Linked DNA regions of Mus musculus: all the other regions are linked to region 2. A link is a loop called in an ENCODE intact Hi-C map of the cell type or tissue named here. Cell type or tissue: gastrocnemius. All regions are shown on one strand. Region 1 overlaps Hmgn3 (high mobility group nucleosomal binding domain 3). Region 2 holds the start of Phip (pleckstrin homology domain interacting protein). Region 3 overlaps Gm39383 (a long non-coding RNA gene).

Region 1 (8,000 bases), 140 kb before region 2:
TCGAGCTGTGTGCTGTTATGTCCTATTCTGGGTGGTGACTATGTCCCAGGCACGACTTCCTATTCTTTGCACATTCTGTTAGCTGGACTTATGTCCAGCTCTAATTGTTCATTGAGACCGCAGGGTTAAAATTATTCATGGATGCTCTGGCCCTTCATTTCCTTCTGTGGTTTAAAGAATGTAGCTTCTCATGGGACTTTCACCAAGGAAATTTTTTGCTATGGCAATGTCAAGAACTGTTTCTTCCAGTGTGACCTGGACCACTGACCTAGACTGACCATGGCACAGATTCAAGAATTTCTCCAATTCTTCTCAATCATGACATGAGGTCCAACTAACCATTTTTGCTGACCCAGTTAAGAAAAATTATTTGAAGCATTTAAATTAGCAAAATGAGTCAAGAGTCTTCATAAACCAATGTGAGTCATGGAAACACTCGAATTCATTTATTCAGCAAATATTCTGGGATGTGTGGGGTAGTATCTACTGTTCGACCAGAGATGGAGAAGAGAGTAAAAGGACCAGGAAGTATAGAGTCAAACCTGCAGAGAAAGCCAGTTTTAGTTTTAGGATGTTAAATCCCTTCCTTTGCCCAGAACAAGTAGGTCCTCCTGCGTAGTTAAGAGTGTCATCTTTGTGTGCTGGATGCTTGTGTTATGTTGTATTTTCTTTAGGATGACATTGGCTGTTAACTGATAAATCCTCGAAAGGTTTTCTGAAGAGAAAAAAAACTAACTAAATTCAATATCTATCTCATTGATTTTCTAAATGTTTGAAATGAAGAGATTAGTGAAACCTGTTTTAAGTAGGTAATTGTGTTGGTTTTGTTCTGGGCTTGAAAAGAACAGAACAATACAAAGCAAACAAACAAACAAACAAATAAACAAACAACCTTTCTTACCTGTGTGAGATTCACAGGCACTGTTTTCCAGCATGGCAGAGGTGGGAGGGTACTATGTTAGTTCTGTGGTGATTACATCAGTCTCTTACTAGCTCTCAGCTTTTGGTTCCGTTTTAAAGAGAGCATTTTTAAGATAATTCAGTGTTCTCATGTCAATTTATCACAAAAGAAGTGACTGTGGTGTAGGGTGGAGCCAGGATTCCTCCTTTCCCTCTTACCTGGGAGAAGCCACTCGATGAAAGGTGAGCCTGTATCCTGTAGCCCTCGTTCTCTGGAGTGCCTGGTGGGCTTGGCATGTTTCATGGTGCTAACCTGTTAAGTATGATGGCAGTCTTACATTGCATTCTTTCAACAAAGTAGAATATATCAAGAATGAATTTTTACAACTAACATGGATGTTTAAAATACAAAAAAAAAAAATTTTTTTTCCTATTCTTTTGTAGCCCACAAGACGGTCGGCCAGGTTGTCCGCGGTAAGTCCTCAGAGCCCCTTGTTGTCGCTTCTGAAGAATGTGTGCTCCCTTATCTAAAGCAAAAGGATGATTACCTGGCATTTTCTTTGAGTCTCTTTTCCTTTTAGGAAGTACTTAGGGGTCGTAATTTCCAGCAGATCTGACCCATATTGCCGAGCAATTCACTTGATTATCTGTGTCAGTGAGAAACAGTGGCCAGGACCATCATCAAGTATATAAAACCCATGCAGGTTGGCACTGCTAGATCCCGTAGACAAGCTAGTACATTAAGGGAATCCTGATTTCCAAATTCTGCACCTGTTAATGTTGAAATGGATCCGGAGTGTAGATTCTCTGCCCACAACCCACACTAGTGTGCATTTCACTCCTGGATCTGAATGTCCCTAAATGTCCGTACACTTCAGCTGTATCCAGTCCTGGGTTATCGTAAAGGAGTGTCACTTTTACCTTGTCTCATGGGGTCTTCTCCAGTTGGCCATGGCCAGGAGGGGATGGGGACGATTCCAGAGCTAGGATGGAGAGGTGAGACTGAGCCTGTGCTCCAGCTCTGAGCCAGCCTGCGTGCGCTGCTCTCTGGCCCTCAGTTCTTCCTCATTCTATAACAAGCAGAGCAGCCGGACTCTGCGTGTCTAGAGGGTTTTGCCTCCAGGCTGCCTTCTCAAAATAAAGAACTGGGGAAACTTTCACTGGCAGTGAACCATCCCCACTGAACGTCACAGGTGCTGCTGAGAGCATGTGGAAGTGGCTGTTCACACCACGCAGGAGTTGAAGGGTTTCAGTCACGTGAGTCCGTAGAACAGCAGTGTCAATCACCAGAGAGACTAAAGGGATGCTGCAAGTAGCAAGCCAGCAAGGGAGTGTGCCCCCCCCCCCCCACACACACACGCATACACACTGTGCAGTCCAGCACTGGAAAGCGGAGGCAGGAGGAGTCCTGAGGCAAGCAGTCCAGCCACTTGTGGAGAGTGGTTGAGGAACACCCCCCGACATTGTGCTTTAGCAAGCACACGAGTTCTTGTCCCCTCTCTCTCTCTCTCTCTCCCTCCCTCTCCCCCTACCCCCTCCCTCACACACAGAGTCTTAGTTTCTTAGTACTATTTTGATAACACTGAATGCTGAACCAGAATAAAAGGTCTATCTCACAGAAAATGATATAAGTGGAAACAATTTGCTAACAACCACAGAAACATACACTGATCTGTCAAAACTTACAGTGATGAATTTTAAAGTTAAGAAGATGTAGGAGCCAGGAAAGCTTCAGTATTTGAAAAGCAGACTGAAGATTTAGAGGGATAAGAAGACTAATAAAAATTTTCTTACTTTTCAAGCTCAACTTTTTTTTTTTAAATTTCATTTGAAAGGGCGTTTCTTTTTTCTTTTCCTTTTTAAAAGAAATATTGTTGGTACATTTATTTACTTGTGTGTGAGGGTGTCAGAGGAGGCAGTTTTTCTCTTTCCATCCTGTGTGCCTCAGGGATAAAACTCAGGTCATCATGCTTAGCAGCAAATATCTTTTCCTGCTGTCTCACTAGCCCTCCTATTTGGTTCGTTTTGAGACTGTGTCTCACCCTGTCGCCCAGGCTGGCCTCAACCTGGTAACCATCTCCTGCTTCAGTGTCCTGAATGCTGGGGGTTACCAGAGTGAGTGACCATGTCTGGCTTTATTTCTAACAGCTGGTCCTTTGGAACCAAACTGTCTCCAATTAAATTTTATACATAAAGGCTATATTGAATATGATCTCCAAATCTTTTACAGATACTGGGGGGGGGGGCACACATTTTTCTTCACAGGGATACACTAGACAGTGTTTTCTATTTTTTAAAACATTCTTTTAGATCTCAGAGAGATGTACACATTTTAAACCTTTATTGGAGAAATATTTGACCTAGAACACCCACAGAAAAAATCTTAACTCTAATAGCCAGACAGACATGTTGCTGCATTTATATTCTTAATAAAAAGCCCCAGAGATAAATGAACCCGGTGTCTTGTGTTAAATTCTTACCTTACGCTGACTTTGAAGGGATGAGACAAGAGGCTTGGCTACAGAACCAGAAATCTGTGTCAGGAGGAGGGGTTTGGATAAGGCTTTGAAGACCATCACAGGGCCCCTCCTTGATGACCGACAGATGGTGGCCTCTGCCTGTGATTCGCTGTAGATACTAGTTGGTCAGTAAGGCCACTGAGAGCAAACTCATCCAGCCGTTTAGCCAGGGCCAGATTTTCTCCTTTTGCTGTGGAGTTTTGAAAAGAGGAACTACAGATATCAAAAAGAGAAACTTAACCCTGCCCAGGAGAGCTCTACTGGACCAGAGCCTAATGAGTCAGCTTTCCTTCCCATCTGCAAACCTGGGACGAAAATAGTACCTGATACTGAAAGGACCATACCCCAAATGAACAGAGCCACCGTCAGAGCCCATGGCTGTCTCAGCCCGTTTGTCTTCGTTTTGGTGCTAATGGCATCCGTTTCAATATTTGTATAATTTAAATTATTTCTGCAGAAACCTGTTCCACCAAAACCGGAGTCTAAACCAAGAAAAACATCAGCTAAGGTAAGAGGTATTCCCCTCTTCCCTCCCTTGGCTTTCTAAACAATTAGTAAATTATAATCCTGTGCCTACAAATATCACCTGAGGAGAGATCCTGTTTAATGAGTCACGCTAAAATATACAGACTAGAGAATTGTCCCCACATTTGTGGGCAACATTTTACACGTTAGTGGGAATGTGTTTTGCATTTGGTCAGTGAGGTGCAGGGGGCACAGCAAGTTTCTCTGAACATCCTGTGTGAACAGCCTGGCAGTTCCCCCAGAGAGTACAGTAAATCACAAGGCAGTCTGGTGAGAGCTGGCCGTGGACCCCATTGCTGCCACCAGCACCAAATGTCAGAGGTGGGGGTCACAGCCTCATAGAACTACTAGGAGATGGCCATTCCCATGACTAGCAATAAAAATACAATCATTTACTCTAGCAAGTAGTGAACACTAGCCTGACATTGTGAAACATGTTCTGGATGTTTTATTTAGTCAGCCCCAGCTCAGTCTACTCTATTGAAATAGATAGGAATAGCCTGTTTAGGAGGAGAACTGAAGTTTGTTACTGCCCATGAATTCAGCCACAATGACTATCCTGTGCTGTATGTTCCCCCCAAGGCACCCAAACTCTCTAAAATTGTGTGTGGTAGTGAATACAGTTTCCTAAACAGGGCTCACCACTGTGGTGCCGGCATAAAATGAGCAACTTCTCTCCATCTGGGCCTTTATTTTAAATACCTTTCTAGTTGTGTAAGATCTACGACACCACATGACTAGTCACACTGGACAGCAACAGAGAAATCCGGCCTCTGGTGGGTGGGTTTCCCCCGCAGGCTTTTCCCCTTTTACCAGGCCCTATGGCTGCCCTCGCCACAGCAAAACCAGTCATAGCAGAAATGTCCCTGGAGCTATCGACACCTGAGCCAGTCACCATGTTCCCACAGAATAGAAGTGCTGATGGGGTCAGCAGGTAGCCCAGGTGAAAAAGCCAGCTTGGGCCCCCACTTCCCGCCAAGGCCCCAGTGGTAGCCACCATGGTGTCTGGCTGAGTTCCAGCAGGTGCCCCTTGGTGTTCGTGAACATCACGCTGTGCCTATTGTGTTTTCTGTTTCCCTGTGCTCCGATCCCTTAGAAAGAACCTGGAACAAAGATTAGCAGAGGTGCTAAGGGGAAGAAGGAAGAAAAGCAGGAAGCTGGAGAGGAAGGTACTGCACCATCTGCAAATGGTGACACTAAAGTTGAAGAGGTACTTTCCACAAACACCTCCCACTGACCGAATCAGTGTCTTAAGAAACTGCTCAACCCTTCAGCTCTGGATAGCACGCTCACAATGTCTCTCTTTATCGCCTGTAATGTTACTGCAGATCCACGTCTCTCGTTCAACTGTTAATGTCTCAGCCTGCAGAAGTCCCCCACCCAGCACACTGTCAGTAAAGGGGCAGATTGAAACAGTGAGAGTTAAGGGTACAGTAGACATTCTGCATGCTTGCAGTGACTAGAATCAGAGAGTAGCGTGCTGTTTCTTATCATGCACACGGGAGCGCGCAGGTAAGGCTTCTGTGGTTGTTTAAATAGCAGAAAAATAGCAACCAGTGCTGCAGAGTGTTGCATAAGGCCTTCCTGCCTTGTCTGTCCAGCCAGAGTTGGAGTGTGTTTTCAAGTAGAGCTGGAAGCAAAGCCAAGGGGGCCAAATGCTCAAGTGTGTTCTTGGTGGGTGGACTTGCCTTTGCTTCTACTTGGTTTTCTGGTAACTAGTTGTCCTCTTTCTTCCTTCCTTCCTTCTTTCCTTCCTTTCTTTCTTATTCACAGGCACAGAGAACTGAATCTATAGAAAAGGAGGGAGAGTGAATTGTCGTGGAAAACTAGGGTCGATTTCACGTACCTCTCGGGACAACTTTTAAAAGCTATTTTTACCAAGTATTTTGTAAATGCTAATTTTTTAGGACTCTATTAGTCAGCATAAAATCTATATGAAGAAGATGGACATTTTATCCTCTTATGGTGATGTTTTTTGGAAATTTCCATCATCCTCAAGTCACGCAAATACCAATTTCACATCGGAGCTGCGTGTGAAATGGATTCAGCATTCCGCGCCCTTGCTTTACAATTTTAGTCCTGTGCAGACTGTGGTGTTTTTACTGAGCGTATTTGAATTTTTTCATGCAATTTTTCTAGAGCAATAATCAGTGGTGCTTTTGTGCCTAGGTTTTATGTGATTTTAATGAAATATGGATAGTTGTGGCCACCTGCTGACTATTTGTGGTTTAAAATAAAAAGGTTTTCTTGTCTGCAAAATATCCACCTGTTTGTGTCTTTACTAAATGTAAGAAGTGATTCATTTGATTAATGCAGACAACGTAAGGATTATCCGCAGCTGGCACCATGACGTTATCTCTAAGAAGTCGGACAGCACTGACTCATAGTTTTCTGGAATTTTAACATTATTTCATAAAACATGTGTGACTGCTAGGTTAGGGGAATTACATCCATCTCACTTTGTAACCGGAATGGTCAGTAAGTCATGGTTGCTGTGTATAATAAACCTTAATGGAATACCAACCTTGTTAAAGTTCCTAAAAACAAGATAGAGTTCTGCTAAACCATAACTTGAAAAATAAATAAATCAAAATAAGCTGGGTAGGGTAGCACTTGTGAGGAGCAGGTAGATCTCTGAGAGTTTGAGGTCAACCTGTTCTACAGAGCCAGTCCCAGGCCAGTCAGAGCTGCATAGTGAGACTCTCTGTGTGTGTGTCTCTGTGTGTCTCTGTGTGTGTCTCTGTGTATGTGAGTATTGGTGTGTATGGGCTCATCTTTTTAATGTCTCCCACTTTCAGAGTAGCACCACGTCAGATTTATGTAACAGTGCTTTCCTGTCTATGAGGACCTCAGGGCTGTGAAGGCTCTTGGTCCCATACAGTCACACTGGCTGCAGTGTGTGTCAGCCTCAGAGAAACACTGGCCAGGATGTTGTTAGAATTCCTCCGCAGGTGAGGAAAATGGGAGTGTGGGACATGATGGAAGGGGAGAATCCAGCCTTGCCTTACTGATTTTTAAATAATGTCTGTCTGTGGAAAGGCCTAGCAGTGGCAGGAACCAAGAGAGTTATTCTAAATGAAGCTTATTGTTAACGGTCCCCAAATGTGAGCCCCATCCCCAGAAAGCTGACTGCTCAGGATTTTGCTTCGATGGAAACATCTTGTAAGGTGGAAAATAGTGGCTGCATTGCTGAGAGACCTATGTAAAGAGATTCTTGGTGCTCAAGACTGCACATGTCCACAAAACAAGGCCCCCTCCCCCAGCAAGCATTTTGGACTAAGCACTTAAAACTTCTGTCATTTGTCCTAAATCTGTCATCAACCCCAGCCACATTCTGTTAAGGATAATCTCGTATCTGGTATTCCTTGAGTTCTTATTATGAACCGTGCCTTAATTCATGGGCTTGGGTTATGCTGAAAGCTGCTTCCCCTCAGGGAAAAACATCTGCTCCCCCATGGGTACTTTAAGAAAAGTATGTTCGACATTCTGTTAATGCACAATTGAAGCACTTTGCTGGCTAGTGTCCAATTCAGAACTGGACTAGGATGCCCATAAATTTACTTTTTAAGAATTATAAGAGGATACAGATGATTTAAAAAATACTAGACACTACAGTCATACACAGAGAAGTGAATGTGTGTTTTCCTTTCCTTGTTCCTGTGTCTCAGAGGCAGTCACTGTGCATTTGTTTTATATATATATGTGTGTGTGTGTGTGTGTGTGTGTGTGTGTATGTGTGTGTGTATATACATATATTATATATATTATATGTAATGTATATGTGTATGTGTGTGTATATATATATTATATATATGTAATGTATATGTGTATGTGTGTGTGTGTGTGTGTGTGTGTGTTGTTTTTAAAAGTAGGAATTTTACTAGGTTTTACTTTATTCAGCTAGTAAAGTATTATTGAAGATAGATCTCTCCGGCTCTATTTCTAAGGCTGTAAGCAATGTACACAATAATACCCTAGTCACAGAATGTTTAAATCAAAAAAAAAATACATTTGACATTTTTGATTTGCCAAAAAATGACACTAATTTCCACCCAG
Region 2 (8,000 bases):
TTTGTAATCCCAGAATCTAATTATAAGCTTTTCATAAACTTCAGCACACATATCTCAATAGGATAATGTTGGTATTACTCTGTAGGTGTATGATGGACAGCCTAGTGCTGGCTGGCCAGTAACGTTTCAGTAGGAGAAAGCAACAAGGGTCAGGGGAGGAGGCCTTGCAAAATAGGCACACGTATGAAAACAAAAACAACCTGCAAATACTCTATAATAGGCCTCCTATTTTCTAATTCTGAAATTGGGGAGAATATTTTTGATTAACCGAATGGGTTAAATCTAATGTCATCTCTTTAAACTTCACTAAAAACTAAAATTAATTCTCAATTTTGAGTTAGACTTGACTTCTACTGGCAATCTGAAAGCTTAGGTCTTATTCCTTTGAACGGTTTTCCTTCCTCACCAACAGGTCAACTTTGGTGTCTTTGGTTCCTAGTATTTTTCTTATGAAGACATTTCTCAATATTTGTTGGATAAGCCTCCCTCCCTTCTCCCCAAAGTTGATTTTCATTACTTGGGGGTCTTGAAGTTTAGGAATTAAGTATTTATAAATACAAGAGATTTCTTAACTCTGGTCCTGAAATCCTGTCTTTAAAAAAAATCACACCAATAATACTATATTTTATTTAAAATACCACCAGCAGCAACTTTCCGGAGCCTGGGCATCCTCCTCTCCATCCACCTTCCTTTTCCAGTGTTCTCTCTGAGTCCAGCCCCCTCCCTGTCCATCAAACACCTTGCTAGGATAATACATGCCTGCAGACTTCTGTATGTGTTCTCTCCTCTGGAACAGCCTTTTTCTAAGTCATCTACTGTGCTGCTCTGGATCTGGGAGGAATATGTTCTAAAACTGTTTTTCTTCTGTAATATCTAACTGTACTGTTAAAGTCATAAAGTGGTTTTAAACAATGTATATGGATTTATCCATGAAAGTATGTATTTCTTTTACAAACTAACATGCAACAATTGTAAACTACAGGGGTTACTTAATTAGGAGGAAAAAAAAGCTTGAATAAATTACTAACATTAAAATAAGAAAGGGAACATACGATTATTGGAATTTAGCTAATATTTGTTACAGATTATAAGAAAATGTACTACAATTTATGGGAAAAGTTTTCAGTGATCTCGTAAGGGGGAATCATTAAATAAAATTAAATAGCAAAACCAAAACACCCCCCCCAACCCAAACAAACCAACAACAAACATGTTATCAAATGATGGAGTGGTTTACTAAAGTACATTGACCCTGTTCTTTCTGAAGGTATCAAAACACTATAGCTGCTCATGAGATTCAGATTTGATAGTCACGGGTTGAAGAGACAATAGGGGGTGAGAAGAAACAGATTGGCATGGCAGAAGACGCAGAAGTGGAGAGCATGCCACAGCAGTGTGGATGAGCAGAATATGCCCCCCAAAGGCCCTTATGGTAGCATGCTACATTTTGTTCCTCAGGGCAAATAAATAGGTTTCTGCTTTATTTCACTGAGTGAAACTTTTTGCTCTGAAAGTAGCAAATGGGCAGAGAATATATAGCTGAATTGTAGTTGGCTGGCACAGCAGGAGCAAGAAAACCTGGGTTCACTGCTCAGCCTTACAAAGTATCAAAACAAAACAAAACAAAACAATGTAATTGCTCACCTAAACCTCATAAGGGTAACATAATACCAGTCCAGAACCATGACTTACAGATAAGGTCAGCCCGGAATCCAGTTTTAGCTTTGTGTCAGACACCATACTATAGGAGAGAAATCAAATTTTATAAAAGTAGTAGAACTTTAAAGTTTATAATTAGTGTCCATCTTATTCTAGAGAAGACGTAAATGGCAGAGTTGATCCAGTATGGAATTTCACAGAAACTTGGAAAAAGTTTATAATCCTTCTAAAGAGACTATCAGATAAAAATTAGTTTTTGCTTTCAAGAGTTCTTTTCTTCTTTGATTTTGTTTGTTTGTTTACTTGTTTGTTTTCTGTTTTTTTTAGCTTCTTAATTAAAATGCACTGAGAAGTACTTTTTAATGGTATTTTTTGGAGTACATAAAAACCATAAAGGACTAGAAAGGGGTATGGATTGAATTTAAACTGTCTTTATAGAGAAACAAATCAACTGTGGGAAGAACTATGCACACCTCTGCTTTGGGAACAAAATACAGGATTTCTAAACAAGAACTTGTATTTGATAAGCATAGACATTTTGCATACACATGCACAATAAACGACTTAGCAATCTCAGTTAACCGAAATATTCTATGCTTGATGTTAAAGAAAGCGAAGTGATTTGGTTTTGTTTTTTTCAAAAGATAAAAGTCAAAAGAATGGACTTAGCAAGATGCAATTTAACAACTAGGGCTAAAAACAACACATTTTTTGGACTGAAAGAATTAGAGAAATCCTAATTTTTGTCAAGCACTCTTTATATTTTACGAAAAACAACCATAGGAATTAATTTAAAGGCAAGCTTACAACTGTTTTCAAAAGAAACTAAAAACATTGTCAAAGTTAGCCAAAATGTTAGTAATGACATGTTTAGAAGGAAGCAGGCTTTCCTTAAACAGTTTTTTATTTTTGTTTTCAGTCTCAAGAAAAAGCTCCCATGGCTTCTGCATGGAAAACATACATGGTATCATGCTAGCCTCCCATGTCTCCTAACACCTACAAAACTTTATCCAGATACAGTTTACATTACTTGCCAAAATTTGATTTTTACCTCTCAAGGGCAAAACATCTAAGAGGAAGAATTAGATTAGTGTTGCGTGCAGAACCAGCAAGCCTCAAGTAGAATTTTTAGTTCTCAAAATCTGTTCATTTAAAGACCTTCTCAATGAAGTACCTAAATTATTTGAAGGACATAATGCATTTTAAAAAGTTAAGATAAAACAACATTAGTCACATAAATAAATACAATTGCAAAGGCATATAAAATATGTTTTATGCCTAATTATTCAGAAGCAGGCTACTTTACCTAACATTGTAAGACTAGGATTACACGTTTTAAAAATGCAAACATGTCCAGATTCTGAGGCTAGCCACACCAGTTTAGGGGCAGATCTTATAATACTGTAGCATTAGGACCAATCGGGGTAACCTCTTATTTTTATTGAGTTACAAAAGGCAATTTTACATCCATGATTCCAAAGGGGGTTGAGACGGTTTCCTCGTGCTCACATGTGTGAGAATGTCTGGTGTTTTAGTGCTCTTGCAGTACAGCCTAAGGCGGCTGCAGCATTTCCCACTAGGAAGGCAGGGAGCTAGGAGGGTGCAGGGCTTGAGGAAACAATCCCGGAAAACCACAATCCAGCTTCTTGGTCCTTACCTCACAAATTACCTTTTAAAATCAGACCCATAAAATGCAGCTTATTATCTAAGAAATTCAAAGAGGATCTTTTGTTAAGGATTAACAAAAGAATGACTAGCCTAATTCTCTTTAAAAGGCCAACCTTTAAAAAAATTGAACTCTCAAAGTCTTTTTGGAAAGTGCTTAATTCATCTGGAGATAAATATCACTCGGTGTCCTTGTTTTTTAACAAACGGCCTTTTCCATTGTTTCCATTAATTTCACCCATATTCGTTTTAAAAATAACAAGGCCCCTATCCTCATCAGCAAAACACAGATGAACGATGTATCATATAAAACCAGTAATTACATTAGGATTTACGAAAAGATTTTTGTTTCTGCTTTTCGCCAGTTTTTAAGAAGTCTTCCCGTGATTAACTGTAAACAGGAATGGTTTACACCGTAAATTAGAAGCCATTAATTAGCATGACGAAGTCAACTGCAAGATACACAGATAATTTAAATTATTTAATCACTAATCACCTTTGCTAAACTGTAATATACTCTTTCAATAACCTTCGGTAGGTTATCGACCGTGTCAGTAATTTACCTCCATATCAGTTAGAGATAAGTATTAGCTAGCGCCCTTTCCTTTCCTTCAGGTTTATATTAGCCCTTCTTGTAAACACTTTAAAAAGCTTTAAGGTTCTTCACTTCCAAATCCCTAATTAGCCATCACTAGCCTTTTTGTAATAAGTGGGGGAAAAGATGAGCTGAAGTACAAATCTGGAGTTCCTCTTGCCCGTTTATCAAAACAAAAACATTTTTTTTTTTTAAACGAACGCTTCAGGCGATGGTAGTAATAAAAGAAATATGCAGAGGTGGCTTCGGGGAATAACGGGTTTGCAGAACGCAAGTGGCTCAAAAAAAAAAAAAAAAAAAAAAAAGCCCGAACCTCTATTGCAACCCACGGCACTCCAATAAATTACACAACACTTGCCCAGGCTGCAGAAATATCGCAGGACAAGACTTACACGGATGCCAATCCGCAGCATTTATACACATGCACATGGCAAGACTGAAAGCAAACACTAGCGTTCAAGTCGGGCAGGGCAGCGCGATCCCGACTTGGCCCAGCTTGAGAGTGCTCGCTGAGAGTCTCTGTGCGTGCGTGAGAGTGAGCCCAGTCCTCCCGGCATTTCCCCTCTTTGAGCAGTTTTGCTTCATTTGTTTCCTATTTCTGCTACATAGAAACTAACTTCCATCTCAACCCAGCCAGCGCCGCTGAATAGAGCCTGTGCTGCGGCTCCGTGTGCGTCAGATCCCTCCGCGCAGCCGTGCCGGCCCCCTCCTCCCCTCCCTCCCTTTCTCCCTCCCGCCCGCGGCCTCTTTAGAGAAAGCGCCCGCCAGGCAGCCCGCCGCTTCGGCTCCGACATCTCCTCGCGCTGGAAATAAATAAATAAGTGGCGGCCCAGGGCGCGCGGAGCGACGACCGCGCGGGCGCGGGCCTAGGCCGAGGCACTCCTTTTCCCGCGGGGGGCGGGGGCGGCGAGTGCGGGGCCGCGAAGGCGCGGACTCCTTTCTGCGGCGGAGGGATCCCGGCGGAGGCGGCCGCAGCCGGGGCCGCTGCCTGAGAGTTGTTGTTTCCTCCTCCTCCTCCGCCTCCGCCGCCGTTGCTTGAATGGTGGAGCCGAGGCTCGGCTCGTGAGCACACACTGACAGCTACAGGGCAGGCGGCGGCACCGTCCCCGCGTCCCCTCGGCGGCGGGGTGTCCCGCCGGCGGCCCCGAAGTGACCCGCAAACATGTCTCGTGAGAGGAAAGGCCTCTCGGAGCTGCGATCGGGTAAGTCGGGCGCTGCGGGGCCGCCGCGCCGGGCGGACTCGCCCGCGGGCCCCCGCCCCCCGCGGCCGCTCAGCCCGTGTCTCCCCGTCCTTCTCTCCCGCGCAGAGCTCTACTTCCTCATCGCCCGGTTCCTGGAAGATGGACCCTGTCAGCAGGCGGCTCAGGTAGGCGGCGCGCGGCGCGGGGACGGGCGGGCGCTCGCGGTGGCCGCCCGCGGGCGTGGGGGAGGGCGGCGGCGGCGGCGGGGCCGCGGCCCGGGGCGCGGGGGCTCAGCGTCCCCGCTTTGTTGTTGCAGGTGCTGATCCGCGAAGTGGCCGAGAAGGAGGTAAGGGCGCGGCGGCCCGGCGCCGTCCCGCCGCCGCACGGCCTCCCCCGGGCCGCTGCGCAAGCTCGGGCGTCCGGCGGGGCGCGGGACGCGGGGCGCGGGGGGTCCCCGGCGGGGCGCGGGGCGGACTGGGGAGGGGAGCGGCGTCGGTCCGGGCCGGGGGCCGCGCTCACCGGGCGTCCTGTCCCCGCAGCTGCTGCCCCGGCGCACCGACTGGACCGGGAAGGAGCACCCCAGGACCTACCAGAATCTGGTGAGACATTCCTAGCGCACTGCAAAGAAACTTTTCCCCGAGTCGAATAAAAATTGAATTTCCCGCAATTTTTTACAGAGACAAAAACTTGGCCCCAGAACGGGAAAAGCTGCAAAGGCCACGGGGAGGGTTGGGAGGCCGGAGCGGGGGCTGCGGGGGGCGGCAGCCGGGGGTGCGGGCGCCCCGGGGCCGCGGGGTCCGCGGACAATTTATTTGTGATATTTTGTTAATGTGCTAGAAATAAAGATACGTCATGAGTGTTGTGCAGTGCAAGGCCAGAGGAGGAGGGGCCGGCGCGCGTATCCGCGCGGGGGCGCGCGCGCGGCGGCGGCGGCAGCGGGAGCGGCGCAAGCCTGGAGAGCGCGCTCGCCAGCTCCTTGCTTGCTCTGCACGCGCGGCCGGCTCAGCTTTCTCCAGCTCCACACAATAGCTGGTGACTAACTGCTCCGAAGTGGCATTAGCATTTCACAAGAAGGCCTTTGAGCCGCGGAGGAACCTTGGCAAGATTTTTTAAAATTTTTTTTCCCCCTTCTCCTCTGTCTTTTGTTTTCTGTAGATTCAGACCCAGATTTTTAATTTTATTTTTTTTTAATCTTTGTTTGGTTGGAGGCGTTCAGATAGATATGGTAGTCACCCAGCGGCACATTGTGCATTATACAAACAGATCTGCCGAAGTATAAACCTGGAAGTTTTAATAGGCGTTTTCCAATTTTGCAGATTCTTGGGGGATATTACCTTCTTTTATTAAAAGTCATTTATAGAGGTCATTGAAGAATTGTGGGTTTTATCTGCATAGTTGCCGTGGGGTGGACCTTGGCTTTTAAGTTTTTGTTTATATTGAGATGTTTTTCTTTAATTGATTGAAAAACAATGTTTTTATAGTTGGTGAGTTTTCAAAGGCAATAATTTACAAACAGTTGCTTTCCATACGTGGAGCTGACACGAGTATGGTGAATGGTAAGGTTCTCTTAGTTTACTTGAGTAAAGGAGCTGCAGGTTTCACAGCCTCTTCTTTGCCTAAGAGAAGTTGATACAGTTGTTTGTGTGAGTGTGCTGCATAGTCAGTCTCACCAGGGCCCATTGAGCAGTTGAAATTTAGGCAGTGCACTGACAACAATGTTTGAGATCAGTTTCTGACTCTTCGAGGTAGTTGTGATTACTAGTGCTTTCAGGGCTGTAGGGTTAGGCAGTTTTAGTAGTTCAGAATGAGTGTCTCTGAGGGCATGGCATGATTGTGATAGCTTTTGCTTGGTTTTGAATATGAGTCGCATAGCTTTCGTGTGTGCATTTTATGATTTAATATAAACCACTGGTTACCGTGTGACTGTTAAGGCCGTAGAAACCTAGTGGAGGGTGTTTTCGTTTCCATGCTTCCAAGTTAATTTTCAATATCGAATTAGGGAAGTTCAGTCAGTTACTTGGTCCAAAGTGATTGAAATTTGAACTAAACTCCCGGGTTTACTATTTGCAGTATTGGTAATTTTTACATTTATGCTTTTTACACAAATCTTCAGTGTATTTCCATGCCTTTCTGGCTGTTTAAGAAGAAAACAACTCTAAAAATACTGTTACAATGATACAGCTTTTTTTTTTAAACCACACTCATCTTTTCCTTTCTTTAAATATCCCACAAATCCCAAGTCATTGAAAATGAAAGTCTTGTTAACTTAAGAATCTTTAAGTAATGCTATGTTTTTTTGAACTAAGCAACTAATAGTGTTTTTGACCAAATAAATGCTGGGAATGGTTAATCAGTGTAGGAATATCACTTTGTTTACTGAAATTAATTTTAGAGGTGGTTCATAGGCCCAAATAGTAATAAAATGAAGTATTTGTAGTCAGTTTTTCAAACTTCATAAATTGTGGTTGTCTGTATGTTATTTATCAAAAGCCACCTGTTTTGCTTGAAGGTGATTTTTCTTGTGAAGAGGTTTTTACCTCAGCAGTTAACGATGGCTTTACTCTAAAGACAGGTAAAATTCTCACTGGAACTTGTGTTTGGTTCCTGCCCTCTTATTTACTCAGCATAGAACTGCACTGGACACAGGGCACCCTTTGAAATGCTTTCACACCCAGTAAGCTGTATGCTGAGGTGTGGGAGAGTATGGGTTGACTTTATGTCACTTTAATTTTGATTTTAGGTAGCTTTAAAACATTTTGATTGTCATGTTTTTGAGCATATTGGTACATATGAAAAATTTGTTTTGGTAAATACATGCATAGTTGCTTAAGTATTCTGTGTCTTAATTCAGTTTCATGACTTAAAAGTTTTTCTTTTTGTACATCAAATTGAATTAACAA
Region 3 (8,000 bases), 48 kb before region 2:
GCCCCAAAAACCTGGGCGCTGTCCAGAGGTGAAAAGTTCACGGAGTAATTAGTCTCCTGGAATCGTGGCATCCTGTATAAAGAATGCTCCAAATGTCCTTGCTTTAGTTGGTAAACGGATCTGTGAGCGTTCCCTTAATATTGCTTTATTACAAGTGCTCCTAAGGATTGGTTTTTTGACATATAGCTAAGTTATATATACAATAGACTAGAATAGGAACTATGGCAAGGGCATGAAGCCCTTGCCCCTGGCTTCTAAGTTTAAGCTGACTTTATGTGGGGCTGTTTTTGATCCCAGTTGTTAACATTGAATTTTATCCCAGTTGGTTCCTGCCAGTCCTTCCATGTTTGCATTCCTCTGTTTTATGTAAGAATCCGGCAACCTCATTGTACCTTGCCTATTTTCTTCTGTATAAAAAGTTTGACGCTCAACTTGACAAATTACATTCAGATCCAGCACACTCTCTCGTGTCTGTGTCTGTCAATTCTCGACGATTCCTTGTCTACCTGCAACCAGAGACCTGCTCCACGCAGATAGGAGACCCAAAACGGGGATAGTCTGCAACAAAAAAATAAATAAAAGTAGTGGCTGAGCATGGTGGCACCCACCTTTAGTTCCAGTCCTTGAGAGGCAGAGGCAGGCAGAGCTCTTTGATTTTGAGTCTAGCCTAGTCTACATAATGAATTACAGGCTAGCAAAACCTACATACATAGTAAGATCCTGTCTCAAAAATGTATGAAATTTAAAAGTTTATAATTCTTTCATGATTTTCCTGTGTGTGTGTGAGTGTGTGTGTGCATGTATTTTAACCTATATGCAGGTCATTTATGTTGCAGGTATTTGAGGATTTTACAGCTACTTCTCTGATGTTTGCCAACTTCAGCTGTGGTCAGAAATCATAGCTCTTTGAGACATTCAGGGTCTGCTTTGCTTCGTGCTTTATGATATCGTCCATCTTGAAATGTTTTTTATACAGTTGGAAAGTATGTGTTTGGCAATTTGGGAGTGGAGTGTGCTTTATCAACACTATCAAATTGGTAGACAGCACTGCTCAGTTCTTTCATATTCTTACTGATGGAATTTAATTATTCTATCAATTACTGAGAAAATGTCAACACATCTAAATATAATTATGGTTAGACATATTTTCCTTCTACTGCTACTGTTTTAGTGATTGTGCATTTGGAAATATTAAATACAGAGCTATGCCATGTCTCCCTAGTAAACTGGTACCCTATAATATAATGAACCCTTTTCATGTTCTGAAGTGTGATATTAACAAATTTAAAGAAGCTTTCTTTCGGTGAATGTTTTAATTATTTTTAATTGGCCCATGTCTTTATATTTACATTGCATTTTTTATACTCTGGTATTTTTCTTTCCTTTCTTTGTATATGTAATGCTTAATTTTATTTTGTAGTACATGCATCTTTGTCTGTATGTATGTGCACAAGCATACGGATGCCTGAGGAGGCCAGGAGTGGGCACCAGGTTCCCAGGAGCTGGACTTAGAGGTAGTTGTGACCTTCTTGACATGGGTACCGGGAGCTGAGTTAGGGTCCTCTAAAAGAGCAGCAAGCCTTCTGAGCTGATGAGTGCCTTGCCACCACCACCTCCTTTTATAATGGTGGAGACTGAATTTATCGCCTTATATATGTTATACATGAACTCTACCACGTGCTACATCTACAGTCCTCGGCTTATGGTTTATTTTGAGACAGAATCATTCTAAATCCCTTAGGCTGGTCTTGAACCTACTCTGCAGCCTACCCTGGCCACAGACTTGTGATTCTGTCAGCCCAACTTGTCAAGTAACTGAGTCACAAGCCTGTGACTTAAGATTTTGCAGTTTTTGAAATTTAATCAGAAAATTTCTTCCATTTAGTATAAGTAGTTAGGTGTGAACTATCCAATAAGGTAACCCTTAACTCCAAATGCCTCTGTAGCATTGATTTATATGTATGTGTTGTCTGAATTGAGATATAATATTAAATACTCAGAATTTCAATATACATATATAAAAGATATATATATCACAGTGGGTTATAAAATTAGCTATATGTTAGAATTATTTTTACATAGGTTACATTAAAATAAACTAAGTTAATTTTATTTGTTGTTTTAATATGTGTCTACCAAACAGAAAACAAACCAAATGGCATCAATGGAGGTCTCTTGTCTCATAACAACTTATCAGAGCTTTTCTTTTCTTTCCTTTTATCTTTTTAAAAATTTTATCTCTTTTTTACCCTACCCATCATTTACATATGCAATATGGCTCCTTTTTTTTTTTTTTTATGAGATTCCCATGTGTATAAAAGAGTTGTTATCTGCGTTGATATCTGTTTCGTGTGCCTTCGCTTGGGCTCTTTCCCTTCCGTTTGTTTTGTCCTATTCCCATGTGTTAGTGTTTGTTTTGAGAGGCCAAACCTACTCCATCTTGGGATCAGCCCCTATTTGAAAGGAAAAGGGGCCTGAGAACTTGACCTGCAAATGCAGGGGTGCTGCACCCAAGTTCCAGGAAGAACTTGTCCCTGGCCCATACCCCTACTCCCTAACAACAGCCAATCAGGATTAGTTTGGTAGTTCCTGATGAACTTTCAGACCCTTTGTGATTATTGTTCATGGTTTTGCTTCAGAGCACCCACCTGTCAGCTTAAATGTCAACATATGTCATAATAGTCAGCCAATTAGATACTTACTAGGCTGGAACCCCTCCCCTTCCTTCCCACCATCCCTCCCCCATTTACTGGCCATTTCCTATAAAACCTTGTCTTGCTGAAAGCTTGGGGCTTCACCCTCCTGTCCTGCTGTGCCAGTGATGGCAGTGAGCCCAAGCTCAAGCTTGAATAAAGACCCTACTGATATCGCATCAAATCAGCTCCTTGGTGGTCTTTTGGTGTTTCCCAAACCAGGCACAACAGTTACATCTTATTATATTTTATTTTATTATTATCACTTAGAAGCTTGATTGTTTTCTAATGAAAGACAAAAGGGGGTAGATTCAGATGGGAGGGGAGTTGGAAAGGAATTACAGGGGGAAGAAGGATATATTATTTGAGTGTTGAGTGGTAGTGGTGGCATGTGTCTTTATTCCTAGCATGTCAGAAGCAGAGGCGGGCAGATCTCTGTGGGTTTGAGGCTTCCTTGGACTACAGATATAGTTCCAGGATAGCTAGAGCTCCACAAGGAAACCCTGTCTTGAAAAAAACAAACGAACAAATAAACAAAAAAGAATAGCATAAGGTATGTTATATGAAAAATAAATCTATTTTCAATAAAAAGGGGGGAAAAGGCATTAAAATAAAGATTAGTGCTGGGCAGTGGTGGCAAATGCCTTTAATCTCAGCACTTGGGAGGCAGGGGCAATCGGGTCACTATAGGTTTGAGGCTAGCCTGGTTTACAGAGTGAGTTCTAGGACAACAAGGGCTACAAGGGGAAACCATGTCTCGAAAAGCCAAAGCCACCCCCCCCCCCAAAAAAAAACAGAGACAAAAAATCAGTATTTACTACTCAAGCAACTGGAAACAAACTAACAAACAAACAAAAAAAAAAAAAAAAAAAAGAAAGAAAAAGAAAAAGATTGCCAGATTGTGAAGAGAAGGTCACATATACCATGAAGAAATAAAGCAAGACACATAGTGATAATTTCAATAAGAATGCCAGCCCACCTCTGCCTGCCCCTTAGGCTCACATATTTGAGTGCTTAGCCACCAAAGACTGGAACTGTTTGAAATGATTAGAAGAATTATTAAGTGTGGTCTTGACATCCCCCACCCACCTCTCTCTCTCTCTCTCTCTCTCTCTCTCTCTCTCTCTCTCTCCCTCCCTGTGTGTGTGTATGTGTGTGTGCAAGCCCCCAATTAAAAGCTTTTTCTTTATATATCTATTTAAGAAACAAAAAACAAAAAACAAACACACAAACCAAAAAACATTGCTACCAGAACCTTGTTTGCTTGTGTTTCTATTGGGCAGCATTGACTTATATACTTTTCATTTAATTTATTTGGGAAGATGATACATTTACAATCATCCTGTTGGTTAGCTGCGTTATATTTTTCTTATTTCTTCTCTTTTTGTTCTGTTTTGGGATTAATCTATTTCTTACTTTCCTCTAATACTGGCCCATGATTTTTAAATGTTAAGAGGCCCTATGGATTCTTTTGTTTATTTATAACTTATTATAGTCTCTTATATAGCACTGTCATTTGAAAAGAATCTTTTATAACCACATATTTCTAATACTTTCCTATCTTCATACATGCTACTTGGGGGATACATTACACATTCACATGTTCAACAGACCCGCAGGACATTGCTTCTATTTTTGCCCTAAGTAGCCAGTGCTTCTTAAAATAACTTAGACGAGGGCACTGCATGCTGCTGCTGCTTGCATCCAGGGCCCTGTGCATGGTAAGCGTGTGCTGCTGAGCCACCCCAAAGTCCAGAAATACCTCTTGTATTTACTTTCATTTCAACTATGTCTAGAGCTCCCCACTTCTCTCTGTTTCTTTTTCCTGCTCATGAAGAACTTCCTGTGCCAGTTCTTGTATATGCAAGGCCAGCGGTGATAGCTTTTGTTTAACTAGGGGAAAACCCGCAAAATTTCGCATTCTTTTTGAAAGGAATTTTTTTCTGAGTAACCTAGATTAAAAGTTGTGGGGGTTTTTTTTGTTCTTATTCTTTGTTTGTTTTTCTGCTTTAGCATTGAATTATTGCTGTCATGGTTCCAGTATAAAGTTAGTTAGGTGCTTTCCTTCTTGATGTCTTCAAAAATCATTTTCATTTTATGACACTGAATAGGATCTATAACGGGATTATTTTCTGTGTACTGTGATCTTTGGTTCAATATAATCTAGGCTTCTTATATGTTTATCCTGCACAATTATTTTGGCTACTATCTCTTCTAGAGCGATATAGTGCCCTTTTCTCCAGCTATCCTAAAGTTCATGGATTATTTTTTGTTATTAATTTAATAAGTCCATTGAAGTAATTCCTTATTTCTGCTGCTTTGGGTGTTGAATCTTCCTGTACACACTCTTCGAACCACACCCACCGGTAGTGTTCTAAACTGTAACTGAGCTCATTAATCAAATACCTTTTTTTCTTTCAACTACCTCTTTTTATTTCACTTGGAACAGATTCTAGGACTGTCATTCATTTGTCAATCCTGTCTCTCCACTGTGAGCAATGATCTATTCACCTCATTTACTTTTGTTTCTTTTCAGATGGTGCATTTTTTATAAGTAGAAGTTCAGTTTCTCTTTTGAAAAAAATAATGCTTTTCATTATCCTCCCCATCATGTCTGTGTTCCCTTCAAACCTCTGCAACACCTCTGCATCGTGCTCTGTCATCTGTGAGTGACTATGGATTAGCTGGTTTTTCTTTTGATTATGAGGCATGTTTTCTTGCTTCTTTCCATGCTTGAAAATAGTTGGTTGAATGATGACATTATTAATTTTTGTTGTACATACATACTAGGTTTTGTTTCTTGGAATCAGTTTAGTCCTTCCCTAAACTCTATAAGGAGGACATAGGATAATATTTAGCATAGGCTAATTTGTCCCCATTTCCATGGCACTGTACTTCTGAGACCCACCTAATACTCATTCACTACAAAGTTATTATATTCTGGCTATTTGGAATATCAACTGTTGCTTGTCTATATGAGTTTGAGGGTTGTCTGGCCTATGTCTTCCAAGGGGTGTTTTCTTTCACATTAGGTAGCCCTTCCCTGCTGTCACAAATCGATTCTCAGCTACCAGGCACCTGAGGAAGTCTTGGAAGCCATCAGGAGTGTTCTGTCTTCACCATGAAGCTCTCATCTCTTCACTCCTGTCTCCAGAGTCTAACTTCCTTCATCTCTCTGGACCTCAAGCTCTGTCTCTTCTATCGAGGAAGTTTATCCAGGCACTGTTTTGATTTCCTCCCATCTTTCCTTCTAGGCAGTAAGACTGCCGCTCAGGATCAGTGACCTGTACTGCCTATTGTCTGGATGCTTAAGAACAGTTTCACCTAGAGTCTCATAACTTAATGCAGGGGTGAGATACACTCACTGATAACCTATAACCTGTAGACGTAGATGTAGCCACTTAAAGGCTATGAGGGAGACTGAAAATGGTAAAGTTTATCATTAAAAAATTCTAATAGGCAATAAAGAATTTCAAAACAGTAACATAGATACTTGAATCAGGTTAAAGAGTCCCAGAAAAGACACCAGGAGCATGAATTGTTACAGTAGGCACTGCATGGATAAAATCCTTGTGTAGTATGTAATATTAAAAAACAACACACGCTATTATAAATAAGGCTGCTATGAACATAGTGGAGCATGTGTCCTTCTTACTGGTTGGGACATCTGGATATATGCCCAGGAGAGGTATTGTGGGATCCTCCGGTAGTACTATGTCCAATTTTCTGAGGAACCGCCAGACTGATTTCCAGAGTGGTTGTACAAGCTTGCAATCCCACCAACAATGGAGGAGTGTTCCTCTTTCTCCACATCCTCGCCAGCATCTGCTGTCACCTGAATTTTTGATCTTAGCCATTCTGACTGGTATGAGATGGAATCTCAGGGTTGTTTTGATTTGCATTTCTCTGATGATTAAGGATGCTGAACATTTTTTCAGGTGCTTCATAGCCAGAAGCTGGAAAGAACCCAGATGCCCCTCAACAGAGGAATGGATACAAAAAATGTGGTACATTTACACAATGGAGTACTACTCAGCTATTAAAAGGAATGAATTTATGAAATTCCTAGGCAAATGGTTGGACCTGGAGGGCATCATCCTGAGTGAGGTAACACAATCACAAAAGAACTCAAATGATATGTACTCACTGATAAGTGGATATTAGCCCAGAAACTTAGTATACCCGAGATATAAGATACAATTTGCAAAACACATGAAACTGAAGAAGAAAGAAGACCAAAGTGTGAACACTTTGCCCCTTCTTAGAATTGGAAACAATCACCCATGGAAGGAGTTACAGAGACAAAGTTTGGAACTGAGACAAAAGGATGGACCATCTAGAGACTGCCATATCCAGGGATCCATCCCATAACTAGCCTCCAAACGATGACACCATTGCATACACTAGCAAGCGTTTGCTGAAAGGACCCTGATATAGCTGTCTCTTGTGAGACTATGCCGGGGCCTAGCAAACACAGAAGTGGATGCTCACAGTCAGCTATTGGATGGATCACAGGGCCCCCAATGGAGGAGCTAGAGAAAGTATCCAAGGAGCTAAAGAGATCTGCAACCCTGTAGGTGCAACAACATTATGAACTGACCAGTACCCCGGAGCTCTTGACTTTAGGTGCATATGTATCAAAAGATGGCCTAGTCGGCCATCACTGGAAAGAGAGGCCCATCGGACACACAAACTTTATATGCCCCAGTACTGGGGAACGCCAAAGCCAAAAAGTGGGAATGGGTGGGTAGGGGAGTGAGGGGGAGAGTATGGGGGACTTTTGGGATAGCATTGGAAATGTAATTGAGGAAAATACGTAATAAAAAAAATTAAAAAAAAAAAAAAAAAAAAAAAACACGCTATCGCCAACTAGGCACCAGACGACGGTCTCCGTCTGTTCCCAGCCCGGTACTGAAACCGCATGTTTCCCTTTTGCCGATGGCTGTCCCACCAAGGCTGACTCTACCTCTCCAGAGCTCCGAAATCACTCTCTCCACTCCTTGGCTGGCTGCTGCCAAGGCCGCTCTGCACTCCCAAATTTCCAGTTAGCTGTAGGTGTGCTCTCGCCAGCCCACACTTCGCTTGCTACCTTCCCCCTGGAGCTCACAGTCTTCCTGTCCCAAAGCATGACTGAATTCTGCCTTGGCTTTGTCCCTTCCCTTTGACCCACCTGAGTCACCATGGAAGAAAAACACCAGGCAATCTTAGTTTAAAATCAACCGAAAACACAACTGCTGGGCGCAGAACCCTAAATTTATCAACTATTCTATGTTTATAAATCTTCCGGTGGCCGATCTCCACCACCCA

What was found. Hi-C counts contacts between places; a loop is a spot of excess contacts. Peaks named below come from ENCODE experiments on the same cell type or tissue, not always from the same donor. Only the 100,000 strongest peaks of a DNase experiment are listed, where the experiment ranks them.
Region 1: it touches region 2 in a loop (1.9-fold over the local background); 7 of 42 quality-filtered maps call a loop at or near these places.
Region 3: a loop joins it to region 2, with 6 times the contacts of the local background. A loop is called at or near these places in 2 of 42 quality-filtered maps.

The regions. Positions count from the first base shown.
Region 1 is chr9:83,108,147-83,116,146 of GRCm38, reverse strand. Hmgn3 (high mobility group nucleosomal binding domain 3) reads left to right here. Exons shown (of 6, transcript NM_026122.4): 3 at 1,345-1,374; 4 at 3,877-3,927; 5 at 5,041-5,154; 6 at 5,718-6,205. The coding sequence ends at 5,756. Gm2065 (a long non-coding RNA gene) reads right to left here. Exons shown (of 5, transcript XR_003948196.1): 3 at 1-1,213. Among named protein-coding and RNA genes, the nearest start is that of Gm2065, 14 kb to the right of the region's middle. In gastrocnemius, a CTCF peak has its summit at 3,489; DNase peaks (open chromatin) are centred at 2,972, 3,514, 4,210 and 4,950.
Region 2 is chr9:82,972,373-82,980,372 of GRCm38, reverse strand. It overlaps Phip (pleckstrin homology domain interacting protein), which reads left to right and starts at 4,884. Exons shown (of 40, transcript NM_001081216.1): 1 at 4,884-5,121; 2 at 5,227-5,285; 3 at 5,417-5,446; 4 at 5,640-5,699. The coding sequence starts at 5,082. In gastrocnemius, a CTCF peak has its summit at 4,372; DNase peaks (open chromatin) are centred at 4,794, 5,614, 6,037, 6,844 and 2 more places; H3K4me3 peaks cover 5,217 bases; H3K27ac peaks cover 5,696 bases.
Region 3 is chr9:83,020,370-83,028,369 of GRCm38, reverse strand. The region is part of intron 5 of Gm39383 (a long non-coding RNA gene); the gene reads right to left. Among named protein-coding and RNA genes, the nearest start is that of Gm39383, 16 kb to the right of the region's middle. In gastrocnemius, no CTCF peak of the experiment used is centred here; no DNase peak of the experiment used is centred here; H3K4me3 peaks cover 741 bases; H3K27ac peaks cover 1,505 bases.